Regions from separate parts of the Homo sapiens genome. Here all the other regions are linked to region 3. A link is an interaction called in ENCODE POLR2A ChIA-PET data of the cell type or tissue named here. Cell type or tissue: OCI-LY7. All regions are shown on one strand.

Region 1 (5,000 bases), 310 kb after region 3:
TTTAAAAAAATAAACCTAGTGTGAAATTATAGCCCTCAGTGGTTTTGGCTCAGTTTCAGGGTAAAGGGAAGGTAAAATTTAGCTGTCACTGAGGGAGAAAAAAGAGGATGGGAGGAGAGTTTTTCTAACACCACATTTGCTATTTAATTTGAGCTGCAGTAAGTTTCAAGGGGAAAATGCACAAGGCTGTTAATGGGAGGTCAAGTGGTAGAGTGGGAAAGGCAGTGGTCTTGGAGCCTGGAGCCTCAGTTTGAATTCCTGGTTTTACTGCATTTGTGACATATCTTGAGTATCAGTTTCTTTGTCTCTAAAACGAAAATAGTATTCTTCTCATAGGCTTGTTGTTAGGACTAAATGAAATAATACCTGTAAGTCACCTGAAATGGGTGGCACTCCACAAGTTCTAGTTTCCTTTCCTCTGACCCCTCTGCTGTAGAAGGTACTCATGGCAATCTACACTCTGTAGTAGTGGCTTTCAACTTTTGGTCTATGTCAGAATTGCCTGTGGAATTTTTTTCATGGAACTTATGCCTGAGGCCCAACTTTAGGAATTCTGATTTCCTAAGCATGCGGTAGGGTCTATATACTTGCACTGCTGCTTTTTAAAAAAATGATCGGTAATTTCTACCAAAATTAAAGTTAAAAACTACCGATAAATTGCTTGACTCTCCACTGCTTACAGTTCAGACACTGATGCAATAGCCTAGCATTTAAGGGCCTTCACAAACTGGCCCTGACTTCCCTTTCCAGAAGGATTTCCCCTCTGCTCTCCTTCACTACAGACATACTGGCCTCTTGTTGGTCCTTGGAGGATTGTCAGCTTTTGCAACCTTGACTTGCCTATATAACCCCATGGCCTAGAACATTCTCTGCTCCAGCTCTCTGTTTCTCTTATTCTTCTTTTTTCTTGAAGGCTTAGCCCTCCCTGTTATTCATTGTACTTTTCCCCACTTCCATGATAGACCGTCTGCCACAGAATATCTCTACCATCTATTTGCACCAGGCATTTACAAATAGTCACATATCGTGTTGGATGTTTTAGGGTTGGTGTTTTTTGGGGTCAGAAAAGTATTCGTGCTTCATAATTTTTTCAATCCTTTCTGATGCTTAACATGGTGCTTGTGCATAGTGGGTACATTATCAATAGCTGATGGAATGAAGTAATTACTGTTATCATGAGGAGGCTCCTTATACAGGAATACCTTGTTTTACTGCATGTTGCTTTATTGTGCTCCTCAGATATTGCTTTTTTGTTTGTTTGTTTTTTGTTTTTTTGTTTGTTTTTTTTTTTTTTTTTTTTTTTTTACAAATTATAGGTTTCTGGCGACCCTGCATGGAGTAAGTCTATCAGCACCATTTTTCCAACAGCATGCACTCACTTTGTGTCTCTGTGGCACATTTTGGTAATTCCTGCAATATTTCAAACTTTTTCATGCTTATTATATCTGTTATGGTGATCTGTGATCAGTAATCTTTGAGGTTACTATTGTTATTGTTTTGGGACACTATGAACCATGCCCATCTAAGTCCACAAACTTAGTAAATATCTGTTGACTGCTCCACTGATTGGCTGTTTCCCCATCTCTCTCCCTTTCCTTAGGCCTCACTATTCTCTGAAACACAACAATATTGAAATTAGGCCAATTAATAACTCTACAATGGCCTCTAAGTGTTCAAGTGAAAGGAAGAGTCGCACATCTGTCACTTAAAGTCAAAAGCTAGAGATGATTACTCTTAGTGAGGAAGGCGTGCTGACAGCTGAGACAGGCTGAAAGCTAGGACTTGTGTGCCAGACAGTTAGCCAAGTTGTGAATTCAGAGGAGAAGTATCTGGAGGAAATTAAAAGTGTAACTTTAGTGAGCACATTAATGGTAAGAAAGTGAAGCAGCCTTATTGCTGCTATGGAGAAAGTTTTAGTGGCCTGGATAGAAAATCAGGCCTGGCATGGTGGCTCGCACCTGTAATCCCAGCATTTTGGGAGGCCTAGGTGGGCAGATCGCCTGAGCTCAGGAGTTTGAGACCAGTCTGGGCAACATGGTGAAACCCAAATAAAAAAAATACAAAAAATTAGCCGGCTGTGGTGGCATTAGCCTGTGGTCCTAGCTGCTTGGAAGGCTGAGGTGGGAGGATCTCTTCAGCCTGGGAGGTCAAAGCTGCAGTGAGCCAAGCTTGTGCCACTGCACTCCAGCCTGGGTGACAGAGGGAGACCCTGTCTCAAAAAAGAAAATCAAACCAGTCATGATATTCCCTTAAGCTAAAGCCTAATCCAGAGCAAGGCCCTCAACACTGGGGCAAGACTCTCCACCAGCAAAAAGATTGTGACTCACTGAAGGCTCAGATGATTGTTAGTATTTTTTAGCAATAAAGCACTTTTAAATGAAGGTTCGTACATTGTTTTCCTAGACATAATGCTATTGCATACTTCATAGACTACAGTGTAGTGTAAACATAACTTTTATATGCACTGGGAAACCAAAAAAATTGTGTGACTCCCTTTATTGTGATATTTCGGTGGTTGGAACTGAATCTGTGATATCTCCAAGGTATCCTGTGTATTGATGTGAGTTTAGGAAGATCACTGCAGCTGTAATAGCAAATCTGTCCTGTCTGCTACCACCAGCCTACATACTTTATGTTAACTCAGTTAACTTTCATAACAACCTCAGGTTTTACCATATTATTCCCATTTTACAGATGAGGATATTGTGGCACAGAGAGGTGAAGTGACTTGTCCAAGGTCACACAGCTAGGAATTGACAGAGTCAGTGTTCTAGCCCATTCTGGCTGATCCCAGAGTTCATGCTTTTAATTCCCATTTTAAAATTCCCCTTCATTATATCAGCTAGAGTTTAGTTAGTGCTCACTGTGAGTGCCAGGGCCTTGCTCTATGGCATAGAAATTTCTCACTTAATTTGCACAACAATCACGTGAGGCAGCTTCATTCCCGTTTTACACGTGAAGAAAATGAGGTTCATCAGCTTGCTCAAAAGCCCTAGGCCAGTAGTGAAAAGAGATTCAAATCCAGGTCCACCTGGCTTCTGAATCCATGCACTTAAGCACTTGGCTCTGTTGTGGGTCTATTTAGTTCCTACCAACTTTTGGCTAGCTATCTTGTTGCCATGGGAACCCCTGGCTTATTGTGCCCACCACTCATGTCCTATCAGCTGCAGCAACATTTCCCGTTAGGCCACAGCCAGCCATGACATTGTGTCCTAGGCTTTTCTTTGTTTAAAGGAAAACCTCTATGGTCAGATACAGCCATGCAAGTAGCTCTGCCCTGCTGATATTGGTTTTGAGGCTTCTGGGGATTTTATTCTCTAACATCATGTCACAAAACATTTTCCTGATAGCATGCATGTGTCTATTTATATATACATACTTGTGCATGTGTGAATGTACTTAAAAACTTTAAGCCTAAGTCTACGATGATAAGCACTGGGTTTATGCCCTTTGAAGAACAGCTTGATAGTTTCTTGAAAAGCTAAACACACACCATTCACTCCACTCGTAGATATACATCCAAGAGAAAAAACTGCTGTGTGATCAAAAGCCATGTTTTGTCAATAATATGAAAACAAAGAACATAATAAAAAAGAGGGGTGCTTTACCAAATATATATGAGTGGCAAATAAATATATGAAAAGATGTTCATTGTCATTAGTCTTTAGGGAAATGCAGATTAAACCTATAATGAGATACTACTGCATATTTATTAGAATGTCCAAAATTATAAGGACTGACAACTCCAAGTGTTGACAAGAGTGTGGAGGAATTGAAACTCTCATACACTGCTGGTGGAAAAGTAAAATGGTACAACCACTTTGGAGAACAGCTTGACAGTTTCTTAAAAAGCTAAAGACACAGTATTTACTCCACTTCTAGATATATATCCAAGAGAAATGAATGCCTATGTCCACACAAAACTTGTACATTAATGTTCATTGCAGCTTTCTTTGTGATTGTCAAAACAGGAAACAACCTAAATATCAAACAAAAGGTTAACAGAGAAACAAATTATGTATATTCATACAATGGTATACTTCTCAGCAATAAAAATAAATGAACTATTGCTATGTGCAACATGGATGAATCTCAAAATAAGTATGCTAAGTGAAAAAGGCCAGATAAAAATGAGTACATTCTGTGTATCTTTGATAAAAGTTTCTAGAAAATGCAAATAGTCTATAATAACAGAAAACAGATCAGTGGTTGCCTGGGTGTTACAGGATTCCTTTGGTGCTGCTTTGCCAGCCAGAAATCTCTGTGGCTGCTTTTGCCTCTGCCCAGGCCTTGCTTGGGCCCACTGGGCTCGCTCTGCCTGCTTAGCCTGGCAGGCTGGGCTCAGCTCATGCCCTGGCTGGGATCCTGCACCCACTGTGACTCTGCGCTCAGCCTGTGGCTGAATAGGGTGTGCCACAAGTGACTTCCACCTTGGACACTAGAATCTAGACAAGGGGAATGTGGTGGTGCCCGAAAACTTGGAGATGGCAGCAATCGTGGAGCCCCAAACGGTGTTACAGCTCTTGCTCGGGGAGTCCCAAGGTCTGAACCCCTAAGCGTTGTTGCAGCTCTTCACTCCCCTAGCTTGGCAAGTGGGAGCATGTCACAGCTCTCTTTCTCCTATAGTCTGGCGAGCAGGTGTGTGTGTTAACAAACCCTTTTATTCCCACTGCCTGCAGCTCAGTGGGCAGAAGGGCGGGTTACAGCTCATTCATTCCTGTCACCTGCAGCTAGGTGAACAGGAGGGTTAGAGCCCATTTGTTCCCACTACCTGCAGCTTGAGGAATGGGAGGGTGCAGCACCAGCAGCTTTTTTCACTCCTGCCATTCAGCAGGTTCTGGGTTCTTGTCGCACAACCAAGAAGAATGTGGTACATGGACACTGGAGAGTGAGTAAGGCGGAGAAGAATTTTATCGAGTGACAGAAGGAAAGCTCTCAGTTGAGAGGAGATCCTGAGTGGGTAGCTGTCTGTGTGGCTGAGTCCGGGGTTTTTATGGCCT
Region 2 (5,000 bases), 120 kb after region 3:
CAAAACAAACTCTTACGTTCTTTAAAGGAATAAAACAAAATCTAGCACAACAGCATAAGATTCACAATGTATGTATGACATCCAATATAAAACATAATAGGACGCTATAAAATGGATGAACTTCAAAATCATGGTAAGTAAAAGAAGCCAAAAACAAAAGGCCACATTTTATGATTCCATTTATATGAAATATACTGATAAAGAAAATACACAGAAACAAAATGTAGAGACTGGTGGGTGCCAGTTACACAGAAACAGAATGTAGAGACTGGTGGGTGCCAGTTGCTGGGGGAGGAGGAATGGTGAACAATTACTTTTTGGCTATGGGGTTTCCTTTTAGGGTGATGAAAATATTTTCGAATGACATAGAGGTGGTGGTTGTACTACATTATAAATGCCAGCCTGGGCAACATGGCAAAACACTGTCTCTACAAAAAATACAAAAAAGGCCAGGCATGGTGGCTCACGCCTGTAATCCCACCACATTGGGAGGCCGAGGCAGGCAGATCACTTGAGGTCAGGAGTTCAAGACCAGCCTGGTCAACATGGTGAAATCTGTCTCTACAAAAAATACAAAAATTAGCTGGGCATGGTGGCGGGTGCCTGTAATCCCAGCTACTCGAGAGGCTGAGGCAAGAGAATCTCTTGAACCTGAAGGTGGAGGCTGCAGTGAGCAGAGATTGCACCACTGCACTCCAGCCTGGGCAACAGAGCGAGACTCCACCTCAAAAATAAAAACAAAAACACGAGCCAGGCATGTTAGCATATGCCTGTAGTCTCGGCTACTCAGGAGGGTGATATGGGATAACTGCTTGAGCCTGATAGGTCAAGGGTGCAGTGAGCCTTGAGCACACCACTGCACTCCAGCCTGGGCAACCAAGCAAGACTTTGTAAATAAATAAATAAACAAATGTCACTGAACTGTTCACTTTTAAAATGACTTTGTTATGTGAATTTCACATCAATAAAACGTTTTATATGCTGTTTAAAGAAATAATGGCCCCAAATCTTCCAAATTTGATGAAAACTTTAAATCCCCAAATTCAAGAAGTTCAATGAACTCTAAGTAGAAGAAACATGGAAAAAAAAAAGCCACATAATAAATTGCTGTGACACAGAAAATCTTAAATATAATCAGAGGGGAAAAAAGATAAACTACATACATACAACATAATTACTACAGCATATTTCTCCTTAGATACACCAAGGACAGGAAACAATGGAATCTGTTTAAAGTGTTTAAAAAAAAAAAACTATCAGTTTTTATATCCAGCAAAAATATCTTTCAAATATTATGGCAAATGCTTTTTCCAGATAACAAAAACTGAAAGGAAAGATTAGGCTTCAATATATGTTCACTACAAAAAAAAAGTCAAAAGAAAATTCTTCAGGCAGAAGAAAAATGATACCAGATGGAAAGCTGGATCTAGACAAAGAAATGAAAAATATCAGAAATGGTAAATAAAATAAAATAAAAGATATTTTTCTCATGTTTAAATGTCTTTAAAATATGACTTTTAAAAGCAAAGATAACATGTTGTGGGGTATATAAAGTGAACATATGACAACAGCACAAAAGGGTAGAGAAAAAATGGATGTATGCTGTTGTCAGGATCTTACACTGTAAGAGAAACACTGTATCATTATTTGAAGGTACAGCATGGTATATTAAAGATGTATATTGTAAACTCTAGAACAACTTAAAAAAGGAGACGAAATAAAATGGTATCATTGTGATGGTTAATTTTGTGTCAACCTAACTGGGCCAAGGGATGCTCAGATATCCAGCTAAACATTATTTCTGAGTGAGAGTCAGCTAGGCTGTTTGTGGAAGAGATTAGCATCTGAACTGGTGAACTAAGTAAAACTGATTGGATAACATCCATCTGTCCAGCACCTAAATAGAACAAAAAGGCAGAAGATTGAATTAGTTCTCTGCCTCACTGCCTGAGCTGCAAAGTCAAGCTTTTCCTTACCTCAATGCCCCTGGTTCTCAGGCCTTCAGACTCAGACTAGAATTTATACCATCAGTTCTTCAGCTCTCAGGCCTTCAAGCTACAGCACCAGCTTTCCTGGGTCTCTAACTTAAAGACAGCAGGAACAGAACTTCTTAGCCTCCATAATCATGTGAGGCAATATCATATAATAAATCTCTTTCTAGACATATGTATCTCCTACTGGTTATTTCTCTGGAGAAACCTGACTAATACAATCAGAAAGAATACTCAATCCCATGAAAGGCAGACAAATAGGTACAAAGAAAAAGCAAATGAGAAAAAAAAGAAAGTAAATAGTAAGAAGGCAGATTTAAAAGCAAACATTTTGAGAATTATACATTTCATAATGCTAAAAAAGAGCCAATTCATCAGAAAGATGAAATCCAAAAACATACCAATCCTACACAAATTATTTCAGAAAGCAGAAAGGAAGGGTACTGTCCTGAACTCATTTTATGAAGCCAGCACTACTGTGATGCCAAAATCAGACAGTATCACAAAAAAAGAAAACTATGGCCGGGCGCGGTGGCTCACGCCTATAATCCTAACACTTGGGGGGCTGAGGCAGGAGTATCACTTAAGGTCAGGAGTTCAAGACCAGCCTGGCCAACATGTTGAAACCCATCTCTACTAAGAATACAAAAATCAGCTGAGCATGATGGTAGGCACCTGTACAATCCCAGCTACTTGGGACGCTGAGGCAGAAGAATCGCTTGAACCTGGGAGGTGGAAGTTGCAGTGAGCTGAGATCACGCCACTACACTCTAGCCTAGGCAACAGTGCGAGACTCTGTCTCAAAACAACAACAACAACAAAAGAAAACTATATCTAATGTTTCTCTATGACCAATAATGTAAAAATCCTTAAAAATATCTTAGCAAATTGAATCCAAAAATAAACACCATGACTGAGGATTATTCCAGCAATGGAAGGTTGGTTTAATATTCAAAACCAACGTGATTCACAACATTAACAGAGGAAAAAAAAAGAAAAAAACCACATGGCCAACCAAACAGACGCAATAAAAGCATCTGACAAATTGCAACATCCATTTTTGATAAAACAAGAGTAACTCAGCAAACTAGGACTATTTCTCTATCTATAAAAGGTTATCTACAAAAATTCTTCAAAAAGTGTCATATGTAATAAGATTCTCCCTAAGATTAGAACAAGATAAAGACATCTGCACAAATACAAAAGGGAAGACAAAAAAAAAAAAAAACAAAAGGTATACAGATTGGAAAGGAATAAACTGCCTTTCGTTGCAGATGACATAATTGTGTATGTACATAAATCCTAAGCAAATTACTAAAAAGCTATCAAAACTAATAAATGAATTAAGCAAGACGGCAAGATAAAAGGTCAATATACAAAAGTTAAATATATTTCATATTCTGGAAACATGGAAAATGAAATTAAGAATGCAGTTCCATTTACAAAATCATCAAAAATACAAAATACTTAGAAACAGTTAATAAGAGATGTGCAGGGAGTACACATGAAGACTATAAGACATAGCTAAGAAAGAGATCTAAGAAAACCCAGCTATATTTGTTCATAGATCAGAAGGCTCAATGTTGTTAAGATGGCAATTCTTCCCATAATGATCTGCATATAGAAGACAATCCTAATAAAAATCCCAGCAGAATATTTTATAGAAATCAATAAACTAATTCTAAAATTCATATGGAGATGCAAAGAACCTAACAGCCAAGGGATCTGAATGAAAAACAACAATGGTGAAGGACTTAACAATATCTGACTTAAAGAGTTATGAAGGGCTGGGTGCGGTAGCTCATGCCTGTAATCCCAGCACTTTGGGAGGCCGAGGCGAGTGGATCACTTGAGGTCAGGAGTTTGAAACCAGCCTGACCAACATGGTGAAACCCTGTCTCTACTGAAAATACAAAAAAAACTAGCCGGGCGTGGTGGCAGGCGCCTGCAATCCCAGCTACTCGGGAAGCTGAGGCAGGAGAATCACTTGAACCTGGGAAGCAGAGGTTGCAGTGAGCTGAAATCACGCCACTGCACTCCAGCCTCGGCAGCAGAGCAAGACTCGTCTCAGGAAAAAAAAAAAAAAAGTTATAAAGCTAGTCATCAAAAGAGTGGTACTGGTGTAAGAACAGACAAATATCAATTGGACAGAATAAAGTAAACACACACACACAATTTTCAAGAAAGGTTTCCAGGTAATTAAATGGGGAAAAAAAATCTTTGCAACAAATGATGCTACAACAACTGAATAGCAATATGCAATTTAAAAAAAATGACATGAAGACTTGAATAGATATTTCACAACAAAAGATATGATTAACATCAAATAAACACATGAAAAGACATTTAATATCACTAGACATTAGAGAAATGCAAGTTAAAACCAAAGTGAGATATTACTATACAGGCAACTGGCATAATAAATATGGCTATAATTTAAAAATGGACACACAAAGTGTAACTGAAGATGTGGAATAAATGATTATGTGGTGAACAGAATTCTTAGGTAGCCCTTTGAAATTCTGAACCCCTTGTATACATACTTTTTCTCCCAATTACTAAATCAAACACTCATCTAGTTACTGCTGCAGAAGGATTTTGCACATGTAATTAAGGTCCCAAATCAACCACCTCTGGATAAGATTTATCCAGGTGGCCCTGACCTGTAAGAGCCCTTTAAAAGCAATTTTCCCTGTGTGGTCTAAGAAGGTGAAAATGAAAGAGTCAAAGCAGGAGAGGAATTCAACACAAGGGAAGTGGAGAGGCCACATGGCATTGAATGCAGGCAGCCTGACGGGGATAAGAGTGACCTCTAGTGAACAGGAGCAAGGAAACAGAGTGCTCAATCTCATAAGGGCAAAGAGCTGAATTCTGCCAATAACGTGAACAGCTTGGAAAGCAGACTTCCCCAGAACCTCCACAGGAGAACTTGGTCTGGATGGCATCTTGATTTCAGCCTTGTGATACTCTGAAGGGAACCCAGTCATGCAGTGGTGAGCTTCTGATTTG
Region 3 (5,000 bases):
AGCCAGGCATGGTGATGCATGCCTGTAGTCCTCACTACTTGGGAGGCTGAGGAAGGAGGATCACTTGAGCGCAGGAGTTCAAGGCTGTAGTGAGCTGTGATCGTGCCACTGCACTCCAGCCTAGGCAACAGAGAAAAACATTGTCTCTAAAATACACACACACGCATATATAGAGAGAGATACATATAAATAAATGCCAATGTCTTATTTTTTATTTTCTTCTGTTTTAGGCTTTGGTTTTGTTTTTGTTTTTATTCTGGAGATGGAGTCTCACTGTCACCTAGACTGGAGTACAGTGGCGTGATCTCATCTTACTGCAACCTCTGCCTCCTGGGTTCAAGCAATTCTCCTGCCTCAGCCTCCCGAGTAGCTGGGATTATAGGCGCCTGCCACCACTCCTGGCTAATTTTTGTATTTTTAGTAGAGATGAGGTTTCATCATGTTGGCCAGGCTGGTTCAAACTCCTGACCTCAAATGATCCACCTGCCTCGGCCTCCCAAAGTGCTGGGATTACAGGTGTGAGCCACTGTACCCAACCCATTTTAGGTATTTCCATATAAAACTCTGTACCAAATGTCCAAATTCAATGGAAAGGACCATTAAATTAATTCCAAATTCTAACTCCAAAAGTATTCTGATTTTTAAAACATCTTTTTATTTTCATTTTAAGGATTCGAAGGATTTCTCTTTGGAAGTTTGTTGCTTTTATTTCTATTTTTACTCACTATTTTCTCTGTCTGCAAGCCAAATAGAGATGATATACATTAGGAAGGAGCTACAGATTCAAAATTAATCTCCACCAAAGTTAATTCCTGCATAAATTAAGCTGAATTTGTTTTTTCAACACCATGAATCAAGTTTAATAGCTATAAATAAAACATGAATTTGAGTTTCCTCATTTATAACTTCAAATCCATGACATTTTAGCATAGGAAGGGTAACGTTTTCTTTTTTCTTCTTTTTTAGAGCTCTGAGGCTAGTCATCTGAGAGACTGTAGTAAATATTGTTGATTCAAATAAATTCCTCTCTATGGCTGAAAAAGCTAATACTAAGAAGCCCACAGAAAAATTATCTCTGCATTCCTTTGTATGCTTATGCAAAACATCATGATCCTCCTCTTGGGACCAGCAAACCAGTAGAGAAATTGCCAGAGATGTGAGCTTTGGGGGTTGGGAAGGCTGTTCTGCTGCATGAAGCGCATGGCTGGTTGTTGGCCTCAGGTTACTCTATGGCTATAATTAGTTCTTGGAGAAATCGTGAACTGGGATTAAAATAGGATGTCAGGATGACCCTGTTGAGACCTAACCTGTAGTAGGTGCTGTGGTGCACCCCTACCCGCTTTGCTTGGCCCAGTGCACCCTCCCCAGCTGTGTGAATGTCTGGTGCCAACACACTTACTACAGAAATTATGCCCCACCCCACCCTCCCACCAAGGCCAAGGCAGCCCACAACCATTGAGAGCACAAGAGGACAATCCCCTTCCCTCAATTTTGTCTTGAGGTTTACACTCCATAACTACATTGTTTGATGTGGTAGCCATTAGCCATATTAACTATTTAAATTTACATCAAATTTAATTAAACATTTAGTTCCTCAGTTATACTAGCCACACTGCAAGTGCTCAATGGCCATAGGTAGCCAGTGACAACTCTACTGGACAGTGCAGATTCTATAGAACATTTCCATTATCATGGTAAGTTCTACTGGCCAACACTGCTTTAGAGTCTACCCCTATGGATCAGACCAACGTGAGGCTTCCCCTGAGGCAACGTCCTTGCTCTCTTTCCCTCTCCCTATCCTGCTTTCATGCCGCCCCTTTAAGTTTTTTAATTCTGTTTCTGAAGAACACTCCCTCAATAAGTCTTCTGCATTTGAATCCCTGTTTTGGACTCTGCTTCTAGGGAATTCTATCCAAGACACTATCTCTATTGCTTTCAGCTTATCGTAAACCAAGGAGTAAGCGTTTATGCATGGAAGCCTTGGACTTCCTTACTCTAGAGATAACATGTAGTCATGCTTTCTGAAGTATAGCCTCGAAGAATCAGTGGGCCTAAATTTCATAAAAGGAAAGGGGTTCTGAGAACGTAATGGAAAGTTTCATTTTCACACCTGAGAGGAAGTGACTGAGGGGTGCAAGTCTCTGCAAGAGGCCGGGTCCTGTGCTCCACTTGCATGCAATGGCAAGATGGGGGCACTAGCTGAGGTGTGCTGGGAGAGTCCACAGTAAGAGCCACGGGTGTGAAAGCAGAATACATGGTCCGCGGTGGGAGACAAGCTGTTGATGGTAGAACCAAGCAGAGGAAAGGGGCAGTGGTAATGATGTGGCCAACAAGGACTAAGCGGTAGGCCCCCACCACATTTGTATCTGGAAGTAAGGTATGCTCTAATGACAGAGGGGAGGGAGCCCCAATACTAATACTGAATAACCAGCCTGGTGAGTGGACTTTCAGAACTGGATAAAATGTGTTATAAACACACATGTGTAGCCATCAGGGAAATGTAAATCAAAACCACAAGCGGATTTCACTTTACACCCATGAGGATGGCTATGCTCAAGAGGAAAAAAAATGTTGGCGAGCACGTGGAGAAATTGGAACCCTCAAGCATTGCTTGTAGGAATGTAAAATGGTACAATCACTTTGAAAAACAGTCCAGCAGTTCCTCAACAAACTACACATAGAGTTACCATACGACCCAGCGATTCCACTCCTAGGCATGTACCCAAAAGAAATGAAACATATGAAATGATACAAAAAGAAAAAAGTGTGTAGGTGAATGTTCATAGCAGCATTGTTCATAACAGCCACATAATAGAAACAACCCAAAGGTCCATCAACTGGTGAATGGATAAATTAAATGTGGTATAACCACACAATATTATGCAATGACAAAAAAGAATGGAGTATTGACATGTGCTACAACGTCAATGAACCTTTAAAGGACACAACATGAATGGATCTTGAAATGTCAAGAATAGATAAATCTATGGAGACATAAAGCAGATTAGTGGTTGCCAGGGGCTGGGGAGGTTTGGAGGAAGTGTGGAGTGACAGATAATGAGTTACAAAGTTTCTTTTTGGGGTGATGACAATGTTCTAAATGTGATTGTAGTGATGGCTGCACAACTCTGAAAATACTAAAAAAACACTTTAAATGGGTGAATTGTATGGGATATGAATTACATCTCAATAAAGCTGTTAGAAACACACACAGACACACACAAGCAATGTGAGTTTTTTGCACTGTAGCTGTGTGACAAAATCATTTACATTGCAATATTTGTTTATCTTTAAATTTATACCTGGGGACCCCTCCTGTATTTTTTCAGATGAGCCTGTGACTCAGGCTGAATGACTGGCAAAGGCACAATAACCTCTCAATTTCTTGAACATGTTCTATTTTATCTCTCTCTTCTGAAGTAACTGGTCAGATAAATATTAAATCAGACATATTGTCTGATGAATCGATCACCAAGAGATTCATGCAAGGAATGTAAAAGCTAGTGTGAAAATAAGGGCATGCCACATTCATCCTCAAACAGGAACACATACTGGGAAGATTATGAAATGTAATAGCCTCAAAATAAACTTTCTCATCCTAAACAGGAAATAGATGTTAAATAGAGAAAATCAATTTATTCCCTATTCTGACCTAAGTCTTCCCTTTGAGTCTTCAAATAAGTAGGTTTTCCCTTCCCAAATAGTCCAACCTGGAACTGTTCCATAGAAATAAAATGCAAGCCACACATGTAATTTTAAATTTTCTGAAGGTCACATTTTAAAAAATCAAAATAAAACTGTGAAATTAATTTTAAGAGTATATTTTATTTAACCAAATAGATCCAAAATATTAACAATTCAACATGCAACCAATATAAAAAATTATTGAGACATTACTTTTTTTAGTATTAAGTCTTCAAAATCCTGTTTATAGTTTACACTATTAGTGTGATCTAATAATAGATCTCAACTTAAACTACATTTCAAGTGCTTGTGGTTGCTGTATTGGACAGTGCAGTTCCAACTACTACCTTAAACTTAAAATCTATCCATCACTCTGCCAGGTGCAGTGATTCACGCCTGTAATCCCAGCACTTTGGGAGACCAAGGTGGGTGGATCACCTGAGGTCAGGAGTTCAATATCAGCCTGGCCAACATGGTGAAACCCTGTCTCTACTAAAAATAAAAAAAAATAAATAAATAAAAAATTAGCTAGGCATGGTGCCGGGCACCTATAATCCCAGCTACTTGAGAGGCTGAGGCAGGAAAATCACTTGAACCCAGGAGGCAGAGGTTGCAGTGAGCTGAGATCACTCCATTGCACTCTAGCCTGGGCAACAAAACTGAAACTCCATCTCAAAAAAAAAAAAAAAAAAATCTATCCATCAGTCAGTAGACCAGTGATTATTTTCAGTGATCAAGCACAGATAAGTTTGTCTTCCAGGGCCTCATCTAAAACTACCTGAACCTTAAGATCCCTTTAAGCTATAAAATTCTGAGGCTCTGGGATTTCTCATTCTAAAATCTCCTCCAGCATATCTAACCAGTCTGATTTTTAGTCATGCCTCCTACCAATCAACCAAGATTTGAAATACTTTTGTATGTGTTTGGGCCTGTGTAAAAATTGGCCCATGTTCAGATGATGTGGTCCATCTGCAAATTAAGGAATGAGACAGGCCGAGGAAAAGAGAATATTTTGGTTCATGGCTTAAGGATAATTAAATCAATTTTTAAACCATTTTTTATTTAGTTTAAAAGCAATGAGCTTTACCTACATGTGTGTGAAATGTAATAATGTATCCATTAAGTAAATACAAACATATAGGCTGGGTGTGGAGACTCACACCTGTAATCCCAGCACTTTGGGAGGCCAAGGCGGGCAGATCACCTGCGGTCAGGAGTTTGAGACCAGCCTGGCCAACATGGTAAAACCCCGCCTCTACTAAAAATACAAAAATTAGCTGGGCGTGGTGGCAGGTGCCTGTAATCCCAGTGACTCA

Evidence for each region. Peaks named below come from ENCODE experiments on the same cell type or tissue, not always from the same donor. Only the 100,000 strongest peaks of a DNase experiment are listed, where the experiment ranks them.
Region 1: POLR2A ChIA-PET joins it to region 3 with 5 read pairs; 2 of 35 experiments call an interaction of 5 or more read pairs at or near these places.
Region 2: POLR2A ChIA-PET joins it to region 3 with 5 read pairs; 2 of 35 experiments call an interaction of 5 or more read pairs at or near these places.

What each region holds. Positions count from the first base shown.
Region 1 is chr2:68,411,934-68,416,933 of GRCh38, forward strand. No RefSeq gene overlaps it. Among named protein-coding and RNA genes, the nearest start is that of PLEK, 49 kb to the left of the region's middle. In OCI-LY7, no CTCF peak of the experiment used is centred here; no DNase peak of the experiment used is centred here; H3K4me3 peaks cover 1,094 bases; H3K27ac peaks cover 1,245 bases.
Region 2 is chr2:68,220,603-68,225,602 of GRCh38, forward strand. The region is part of intron 1 of PPP3R1 (protein phosphatase 3 regulatory subunit B, alpha); the gene reads right to left. Among named protein-coding and RNA genes, the nearest start is that of PPP3R1-AS1, 28 kb to the right of the region's middle. In OCI-LY7, a CTCF peak has its summit at 4,804 (motif pointing left); a DNase peak (open chromatin) is centred at 4,799; H3K27ac peaks cover 622 bases.
Region 3 is chr2:68,097,332-68,102,331 of GRCh38, forward strand. All of the region lies in intron 2 of LOC105374789 (a long non-coding RNA gene), which reads right to left. Among named protein-coding and RNA genes, the nearest start is that of C1D, 37 kb to the left of the region's middle. In OCI-LY7, no CTCF peak of the experiment used is centred here; a DNase peak (open chromatin) is centred at 2,120.